Linked DNA regions of Homo sapiens: region 1 is linked to region 2. Evidence: read pairs that join two places in POLR2A ChIA-PET (ENCODE). Cell type or tissue: CD4-positive, alpha-beta T cell. All regions are shown on one strand. Links, peaks and the distances in the headings refer to the core of each region. The heading gives the core; the rest is flanking DNA. Region 1 overlaps KDM4C (lysine demethylase 4C). Region 2 holds the start of LOC124902116 (a long non-coding RNA gene).

Region 1 (4,395 bases), core at 317-4,316, 770 kb after region 2:
TAGTATAGATTATTGTGTTTTAAATTTTTCATATGTAAAGGTACCTTGATGGTTCTGAGCATGGGATATGGCTGTTTTAGTATATGTTGAGATAATTGATCTCCTTTAAAGGGGGGCTTCATATGGTTTGGGCCCCTTTAGGATTTTCTACAAGAGCCATCTGTAGATATGTAAAATAAAATTAATATTTCTATTTAGCCTATTTTTTTTAAAAAACAGAATGCATATCTGTGAGTATATCCTGCACTTCCTCTATGCCAGTATTTTTAAAAACATCTTCTTGACAGGGAGTCTTTTAAAAAAAATAGAAAATGTAGTTACCAAAGTACTGACTTTCCTAGATATTGGGAGATAGAGGGAAGTTTCTCCCTCCCTGATGATATAAAAAGTGTGTAGTCAGAGTTGACTTACTGGTTTATCGTTTGGCCACGTGGCTTCAGAAACAATAGAGCCAGCATGGGTTAGAATTTTCATTCTCACCCTTGAACCCCGGCCCTGTGATTATGAACTGTGAGGTCTTGGCAAGTTATCTGTCTTTGCTGCAGTCCCCTCATTTATAAAACAGTGTTGATAATAGTTGATGGTAGTGTTTAGCTGGCAGGACAAAATGAGGTGACATAAATAAAACACCTCGTACAGGGCCTGCTCCCTGGTATGTACTGAATCAGTGTTAGCTGCTGCAGGTGGCAGTACTAAAGCAAAGCAAGACAGAAGTCTCCAGGCCTTAACGAGATAGTTATTCACTAGCTGATTCTGACCAAGAGAATTGTGAAGAGTTCTGTTCTGCGGTTGCCATTTTAAGTTTGTCCAATCCGCAGCCCAGTGATTTATACTTTTTGACATCTGTCAGAGCCGTGAAGAATGTTTGTTTAGGAGTCACTGCTTAAGAAAATGCCTCTGTCGTTTTTGAGAAATATACCACTATCTTCTTGTCAGTAAGATCCTGCCGTGTGTGGTGCCAGGACAGAAGTGGCCTCATGGGATATGACTCAAGAGATAGTCTTTTTTTTTTTTTTTAAGATAGTCTTGCTCTGTCACCTAGGCTGGGGTGCAGTGATGCAATCTTGGCTCACTGCAACCTCCGTCTTCTGGGTTCAAGCGGTTCTGGTGCCCCAGTCTCCCAAAAAGCTGGGACTACAGGCGTGCGCCACCATGCCCAGTTAATTGTATTTTTAGTAGAGGCAGGGTTTTGCCATGTTGCCCAGGCTGATTTCGGAACTCCTGAGCTCAAGCAATCTGCTCGCCTTGGCCTCCCAAAGTGCTGAGATTACAGCATGAGCCACCCCATCTGGCCGATAGTCTCTTTGTCATGATTTTAAAAATCATCTTGTTGGCCAAGACCACGTCCGCCCCGTGAGCACAGACCCTGGCCCTCACTGCTCTGCTGCCTGTCCACACCCGCTACCAGCTCACCATAGATGATGATATTGCTACGCCCGTCGTCGACAACGGCTCCGGCATGTGGAAGGCTGGCTTCGCAGGTGACGATGACCCCCGGCCGTCTTCCCCTTCATCGTGTGGCACCCCAAGCACCAGGGCATGATGGTGGGCATGGGTCGGAAGGACTCCCATGTGGGCGACGAGGCCTAGAGCAAGAGAGGCATCCTGACCCTGAAGTGCCTCATCGAGCATGGCATCATTACCAACTGGGACAACATGGAGAAGATCTGGCACCACACCTTCTAAAGGGAGCTGCATGTGGTTCCCGAGGAGCATCCCATGCTGCTGACCGAGGCCCCCCTGAACCCCAAGGCCAGCCGCGAGAAGATGACCCAGATCATGTTTGAGACCTTCATCACCCCAGCCATGTACATGGCCATCCAGCCCGTGCTGTCCCTGTACTTCTTTGGCTGTACCACTGGTACCGTGATGGACTCCGGTGACGGGGTCACCCACAGTGTGCCCATCTGCGAGGGATATGCCCTCCCCCACACCATCCTGCATCTGGACCTGGCTGGCCGGGACCTGACTACCTCATGAAGATCCTTACCGAGCGTGGCTACAGCTTCACCACCACGGCTGAGTGGGATATCGTGCGTGACATCAAGGAGAAGCTGTGCTATGTTGCTCTGGCCTTCGAGCAGGAGATGGCCATGGCGGCTTCCAGCTCCTCCCTGGAGAAGAGCTATGAGCTGACTGACGGCCAGGTCATCACCATCGGCAACGAGCAGTTCTGCTGCCCTGAGGCACTCTTCCAGCTTTCCTTCCTGGGCATGGAATCCTGTGGCATCCATGAAACTACCTTGAACTCCATTATGAAGTGTGATGTGGACATCCACAAAGACCTTTACGCCAACACATTGCTGTCTGGCGGCACCACCATGTACCCTAGCGTTGCCAACAGGATGCAGAAGGAGATCACCGCCCTGGCGCCCAGCACGATGAAGATCAAGATCATTGCTCCTCCTGAGCTCAAGCACTCTGTGTGGATTGGCGGCTCCATCCTGGCCTCGCTGTCCACCTTCCAGCAGATGTGGATCAGCAAGCAGGAGTATGATGAGTCCGGCTCCATCATCCATCCTTCAAATGCTTCTAGGCGGACTGTGACTTAGTTGTGTTACACCCTTTCTTGACAAAACCTGACTTGTGCAGAAAACAAGATGAGATTGGCATGGCTTTATTTTTTGTTTTGTTTTGTTTTTGTTTTTGTTTTTGTTTTGGCTTGACTCAGGATTTAAAAACTGGAACGGTGAAGGTGACAGCAGTCGGTTGGAGTGAACATCCCCCAAATTTCTGCAGTGTGGCTGAGGACTCTATTTCTTGTTTGTACATTGTTCTTTTTTTTAATAGTCATTCCAAATATCGTGAGATGCATTGTTACAGGAAGTTGTTTGCCCTCCTAAAAGCCACCCGACTTGTGTCTAAGGAGAATGGCCTAGTCCTCCTCCGAGTCCACATAGGGGAGGTTTCTTGTAAATTAGGTAATGCAAATTTTTTTAAATTTTTGCCTTAATACTTTTTAAGTTTGTTTTATTTTGAATGATCAGCCTTCGTGGCCCCCCTCTTTTGTCCCCCAGCTTGAGATGTATGAAGGCTTTTGGTCTCCCTGGGAGTGGGTACAGGCAGCCAGGGCTTACCTGTACACTGACTTGAGACCAGTTGAATAAAAGTGCACAACTTAAAAAAATCACTGGGTGTGGTGGCTCACGCCTGTAATCCCAACACTTTGGGAGGCTGAGGCGGGCGGATCACCTGAGGTCAGGAGTTCAAGACCAGCCTGGCCAACACGGTGAAAGCTCATCTCTACAAAAAAATGGGAGGCGGAGGTTGCGGTGCGCCAAGATCATGCCATTGCACTCCAGCCTGGGGGACAGAGCAAGACTCTGTCTCAAAAAAATAAATAAATAAATCAGCTTGTTGAAATCTTAATATTTGATTTATATATGTACAATATATTTAAGTTTTAAAGCATAATGATTTTGAATATCCCAAACTCACCATGCAGTCAACAACTACAACATTAACAGCACTGCTCAGGGACCAACCACTCTTTTTTAGTCCTTTCCTGCTATGCCACCCCCATCACTCTGGGGTGGCCTGAATTTTGTGTTTGATTTCTTGCCTTGTAAAAAATAGTTTTCTCATGCATGCACGTATTTTAACACAATATGTTTAGTTTGGCTTATTTTTGACCTTATTAAAAATAGTATCACTTTGTGTAGTTTTCTGGGTCTTTGATATTTTTCACCTAACAGTATTTCCCAGTTGATCCATATTATTTTGTAAGCTATTGTAATGTTCATTCATTTTCTTTGCTGTATAATATTCTACTTTGTGAATTTACAACTTTTTTTTTATTCTGCTGCCAGTGAACATTTTCTTTCTTTTTTTTTAAAAATAAATATTGTTGCTGTGAACACATCCCATACATGGTACCTGATGTACATGTGTAAAAGTTTCTCAAAGGTATTTACGTAGGAATGGAAATGCTGGCTCATAGAGTATTTAACTTTACCAGATACTGTTGAATTGCTTTTCTAAGAGTTTGTATCACTTTATATTCCTTTAGCACTGTATATCATTTTTGTTTTTTTAAGACAGGGTCTTGCCCTGTCAACCAGGCTGGAGTGCAGTGGTACGATCTTGGCTGACTGTAACCTCAGATTCTTGGGCTCAAGTGATCGTCCCACCTCAGCCTCCTGAGTAGCAGGGACCACAAGCTTGCACCATCATACCCAACTAATTTTTGTATTTTTTGTCGAGATGGGGTTTCGCCATGGTGCCCAGGCTTATCCCAAACTCCTGGACTCAAGTGATCGCCTGCCTCAGCCTTCCAAAGTATTACGATTACAGGCGTGTGCTACTCTGCCCAGCTTATAATCATTATTAAGACAGCTTTATTGAGCTATAATTTATACAATACAAAATTCACCCATTTTAAGTGTATACTTCAGT
Region 2 (4,395 bases), core at 154-4,153:
TAATAAATACCACTTACCATAGGTAAAGTTTACCAGGACGCAGACTGCAGTGAAGATTGGCATGAGGAAGTATATTAGGGGGTGCCCTTGGAATCCACAATTGTGGAAGGGAAGGAGGCAGGATTGGACAGATGGGGAAGATGAGCTGTGATGTAATCACAACAAAAGCCCCAGCTGACTACATGAGAAGCTCTCATGCTGGCATGGTCATTGAGGGTTATCCTGAGTAGGGGATAGGTAGCCCAGCCTTTATGTGCTCATGCTGACCAGCCATTCTGTGTGGGCTGCATCCAGGGAAGGGAGTGTGACTTTGGTTGAGGCAGATCTTCATAGTCAAAGAACTTCCCAAAGAGGGATGACAGCTGAGGTCTTACAGCAGGTTGGGGAACCTGTTCCTGGTAGTTGAACAGGATGGCACGGCACAGCCCCCAGTCTTAAAATAAGAACCACTTGTTCTTATTTTAAGATGATGTATTTTTGAGTTACTGATGGCTTGAAAGTGGTACTCAATCAGTTTTAATGCTTTCAGTTGCAAGTAACAGAACATCCAACTTAAAGGAAAGGGGCAAGCTTGCAGGAAAGGATCTTTAAGTCATCTACATTTGGGTATAAATGACAGCCACAGAGTATTTACCCTTTTTGGGACGTAATTTTATCAGGAGACCAAAGCTTTTAGCTAAAAACATAAATTTCAAACATTAGGACAGTCATTTTACAGAAACAAAATAAATAATTTCAAAGAAACTATTACCTTCTTAAAGACTAGACTGCGATTGTGAACCCCTGAAGTATCCACAGATCCTGAAGAGTGCCCAGCTGTCTTGACAAGGAAACGGAGAGTCAAGAAGTTTAGTGAGGTCAACAAGAATCCTGCAGCATCTCATCTTCCAGATCTGCAGCAGCCTGTGTTGCAGTCCTACTAAGCTGAAGGCTTAACCATGTCTGCCAGTTCAGGGTACGGAACCCTGGTTACTATTTACTTTCCTTCTTTCTTCCTATAGTGGATATTCTCCTTCAGTGGCCACACAACATCAAAGATTCGCCTTCATTTTTGTATTTTCTACATTGTGTGTACTACCTTCTCAATGTAGAAGCCAGAAAACTTACACATGCTCAGATTCCTGTGTAGTTATAGTGCAATCATGTGACCTATTTTCTATGAATCATATGTATCCACATGAGACCAGGATTTCTTCAAGGGCAGTGTGACGAGATAGTCACAGACAGCGGGAGTGATCTTCTGGTACTTTATCCTGAGCATTATAGATGTTTAATGACAATGACAGTGACATTCCCCCAAAAGCACCCGCACCCCCGCCTTACCCAAAGTGTGGTCTGGGCACTGGGTTTGGCTATGTGGCCTCAGAGTCTGGCCTCTGATCCTCCCAGAGAATCTGTGAGCTATCAGTTATTGTTTAATGAATCTCTCCACCTTATTTTTTTCTTAGACTAGCTAGAAAGGATTCTGTTGTTTGCAGGCTAACAATATACTCCTGAAAGGCAAATACAGTCAGTAAAGGCCCATATCAGCCAAATCCCACCTTACATGTATTAGTATATTCTGAATTTTTCACTCATTAATATCCTGACTTCTGCTTTAAATCTATAGCCTTAACCTTGCACCACATGTCTTACATTCACTTTCTCTTTCCTATAAGGAAGTGGTGCTAACTGAATGACATGGGTGTCAGCAGAACATGCTGTGGCTTCACAACAATGGTTTGTAATATTATGAGATAGCTTTGTTCCTTTTCCTTTTTGTTTCTGATCTGTTTTTGTTTTTCAGGGAGATGAAATTGCTAAGGTAATCTTCAAAGGCAAGGCATCAAAATGGTCCTTTTTTTTTTTTTTTTTTTTTTTTTGAGACAAGTTCTTGCTCTGTTACCCAGGTTGGAGTGCAGTGATGTGATCATAGCATAATAATGCAGCCTCAGCCTGCTGGGCTCAAGTGATCCTCCCACCTCAGCCTCCCAAGAGCTAGGACTACATGTGTGCGCTAATTTTTTAATTTTTATTTTTGTAGAGTTGGGGGGGTCTTGTTATGTTGTCCAGGCTCATATAAAATCTTAGCCACTAGAAATACCATTTATGGCCAAAACCACATATCAAGGACTTGACCGCCCTTTCCCTACATGGGTGTTTCCCTGAACTGTTTTTTTTTGCTGTTGTTGTTTTGGAGACAGAGTCTCTGTTGCCCAGGCTGGAGTGCAGTGGCACAATCACGGCTCACTGCAACTTCCACCTCCTGGGCTGAAGCCGTTCTCCTGCCTCAGCCTCCCGAGTAACTGGGATTACAGGCCCGTGCCACCACACCCAGCTAAATTTTGTGTTTTTTTTGTAGGGATGGGGTTTCACCATGCTGCCCAGGCTGCTCTCGAACTCCTGAGCTCAAGTGATCCACCTGCCTCAGCCTCCCAAAGTGCTAGGATCATAGGTATGAGCAACCATGCCCGGCCCTGAACTGTTCTTAACCTTCAAAATAGCGAACAACGACCACTTCTAGCCTGACACCCAGTCCACAGGGAGACTCATGACTGTCTGCTCTCTTATTACTTAACAGCGATTGATTTTGAGATTGGGCAATGTTATGGGGATTGACTTATTGAGAATATTTTCTGACGTTTTCTTTTTTTGGAACTGCTTTAGAAGTGATAATGTGAACATTCTCCAATGACACATGCTTTTGCTGCTGCAATTATACAAGCGCAAACAACTGTTGCACTTGGATGTGCCCAGGACCTACAGTCTTCCTCTTTGTGCATGATATGTGGGAGCTCAGGCATGGAGAAAAATATCAGAAAATCAAAGTTCTGATGGGCTTTGAGAGGGCCAGGTTAATATACTTTTAGTTTTACTTCTGTTAAGATTAGGTTAAAAGTTCCATATTATCATCATCTTTAAGTGCTAATTATTTACAAGATTTCAATGAAGAATTCTAACAGAAGAATCCATATTTAAGATCTGCAGTAGACTGAATTAAAGGCCTAAATTCTTCATCTTTTCCTGTATCCATGCCATTTGCCACCTAACTTTTCAGTTTCTCCCTCTAAAGCAGGGTTTCTTAGTCTCAGCACTATTGACATTGGGGCTGGATAATTCTTTAATGTGGAGAGCTGTACTGGGCATTGTAGGATGTTTAACTGCATCCATGGCTTCTGCCTAATGGATATCAGTATATTACTCACCACCTGCGATTGTGACAACCAAAAATGCCTCTAGACATTGCCAATATCCTCCCGTGGGGGACAGAATCTCCTCTAGCTGGGAACTACCACTCTAAAGATGGGTAGTTCTCACACTGACTTCGGACTCAAGCAATGTAACTTTCTGTGTCAAAGAAAAACTTGAAATATGTTTGTGTAGTGAAGCTTGCTCTCTTGTGCCTCTTATATCACCATGAGCAGAATGTCTCCAGGGAAGCTGCTCTGTCTTCATTCTGAGCCCTAGAATGAAGCATCTGGGGCACAGCCACCTTGGCTGATTCAAGAAGTGTGTATCTGAAGAAGTATGATCCAAAGAAGTAGGACCACCCCAGCTACCAAGTCCTGAAGTAGAGTTGTTTCATCCAACTTCAGACATGTGAGAAATAGATGGACATTGTATGCCACTGAGATTTTGTGGTTGTTTGTTATGCGGCAAAAGCTGACTGATACAGACCACTTAGCCAAAGTAAAGTATATTCAACTCTTAGTTATATTTATTGGATTTTTTAGTTGCTTACTATGTCTTGAGACTCTCCCTCACTCCTGTTTCCTTCCCTGATTGTAGCTAATCCTCTCTGTCAAGGATGCTTCTGCTTCAAACTAATCCTTCCAGCTCTCTTTTGAGAGATACCTGCAACCACTTGACCACCTACTTGATGTGAATTTAGGCAATGAACTTGGATTGTTTGTCCTTTTAGTATTGAATTTTATAGGGATTCTTTATACGTTCTGGATACAAATCCTTTGTCAGATATATAAATTGCAAATATTTTCCCCAATCTGTTGCATTTTTTCAGTTTAATAGCATCTTCTGATGAGCAAAAAGTAAAAGTAATTTTGATGAACCTAATCTATCTTTTTTTGTCTTTTCTGGTTAGAGCATTTTTTGTTCTAAAAAAGCTTTGCCTAGATTGCAAAGATATTCTCCTCTCTTTTCTTGTTTATAGTTGTAGCTTTAGTGTTTAGCTTCTATAGATTAACTTCATAGTCTTAGCTTTTGTATTAGGGCTATGAGCTACCTTGAATTAATTTTTGTGAATGGTGTGTGTTGTGGGTCAAGATTAATTTTCATTCATGTAAATACCCAGTTTTAGTAAATTTTAATATAATATCTTATGTTATTGAAAAAAGCAGGATGTAAAATATATACTGTAGGGTCAGAACCATTTTTAATCTTATTTAAAGAAATAGG

Evidence for each region. ChIA-PET counts read pairs that join two places held together with the same protein. Peaks named below come from ENCODE experiments on the same cell type or tissue, not always from the same donor. Only the 100,000 strongest peaks of a DNase experiment are listed, where the experiment ranks them.
Region 1: POLR2A ChIA-PET joins it to region 2 with 6 read pairs; 2 of 35 experiments call an interaction of 5 or more read pairs at or near these places.

Annotation. Positions count from the first base shown.
Region 1 is chr9:6,833,042-6,837,436 of GRCh38, forward strand. The region is part of intron 4 of KDM4C (lysine demethylase 4C); the gene reads left to right. It also overlaps the pseudogene ACTG1P14. Among named protein-coding and RNA genes, the nearest start is that of KDM4C, 77 kb to the left of the region's middle. RefSeq lists an enhancer at 1,560-2,281. In CD4-positive, alpha-beta T cell, for the core only: no CTCF peak of the experiment used is centred there; no DNase peak of the experiment used is centred there.
Region 2 is chr9:6,067,403-6,071,797 of GRCh38, forward strand. It overlaps LOC124902116 (a long non-coding RNA gene), which reads right to left and starts at 890. Exons shown (of 2, transcript XR_007061410.1): 1 at 752-890. RefSeq lists enhancers at 1,738-1,787, 1,798-1,857. In CD4-positive, alpha-beta T cell, for the core only: no CTCF peak of the experiment used is centred there; a DNase peak (open chromatin) is centred at 1,699; H3K4me3 peaks cover 771 bases; H3K27ac peaks cover 1,159 bases.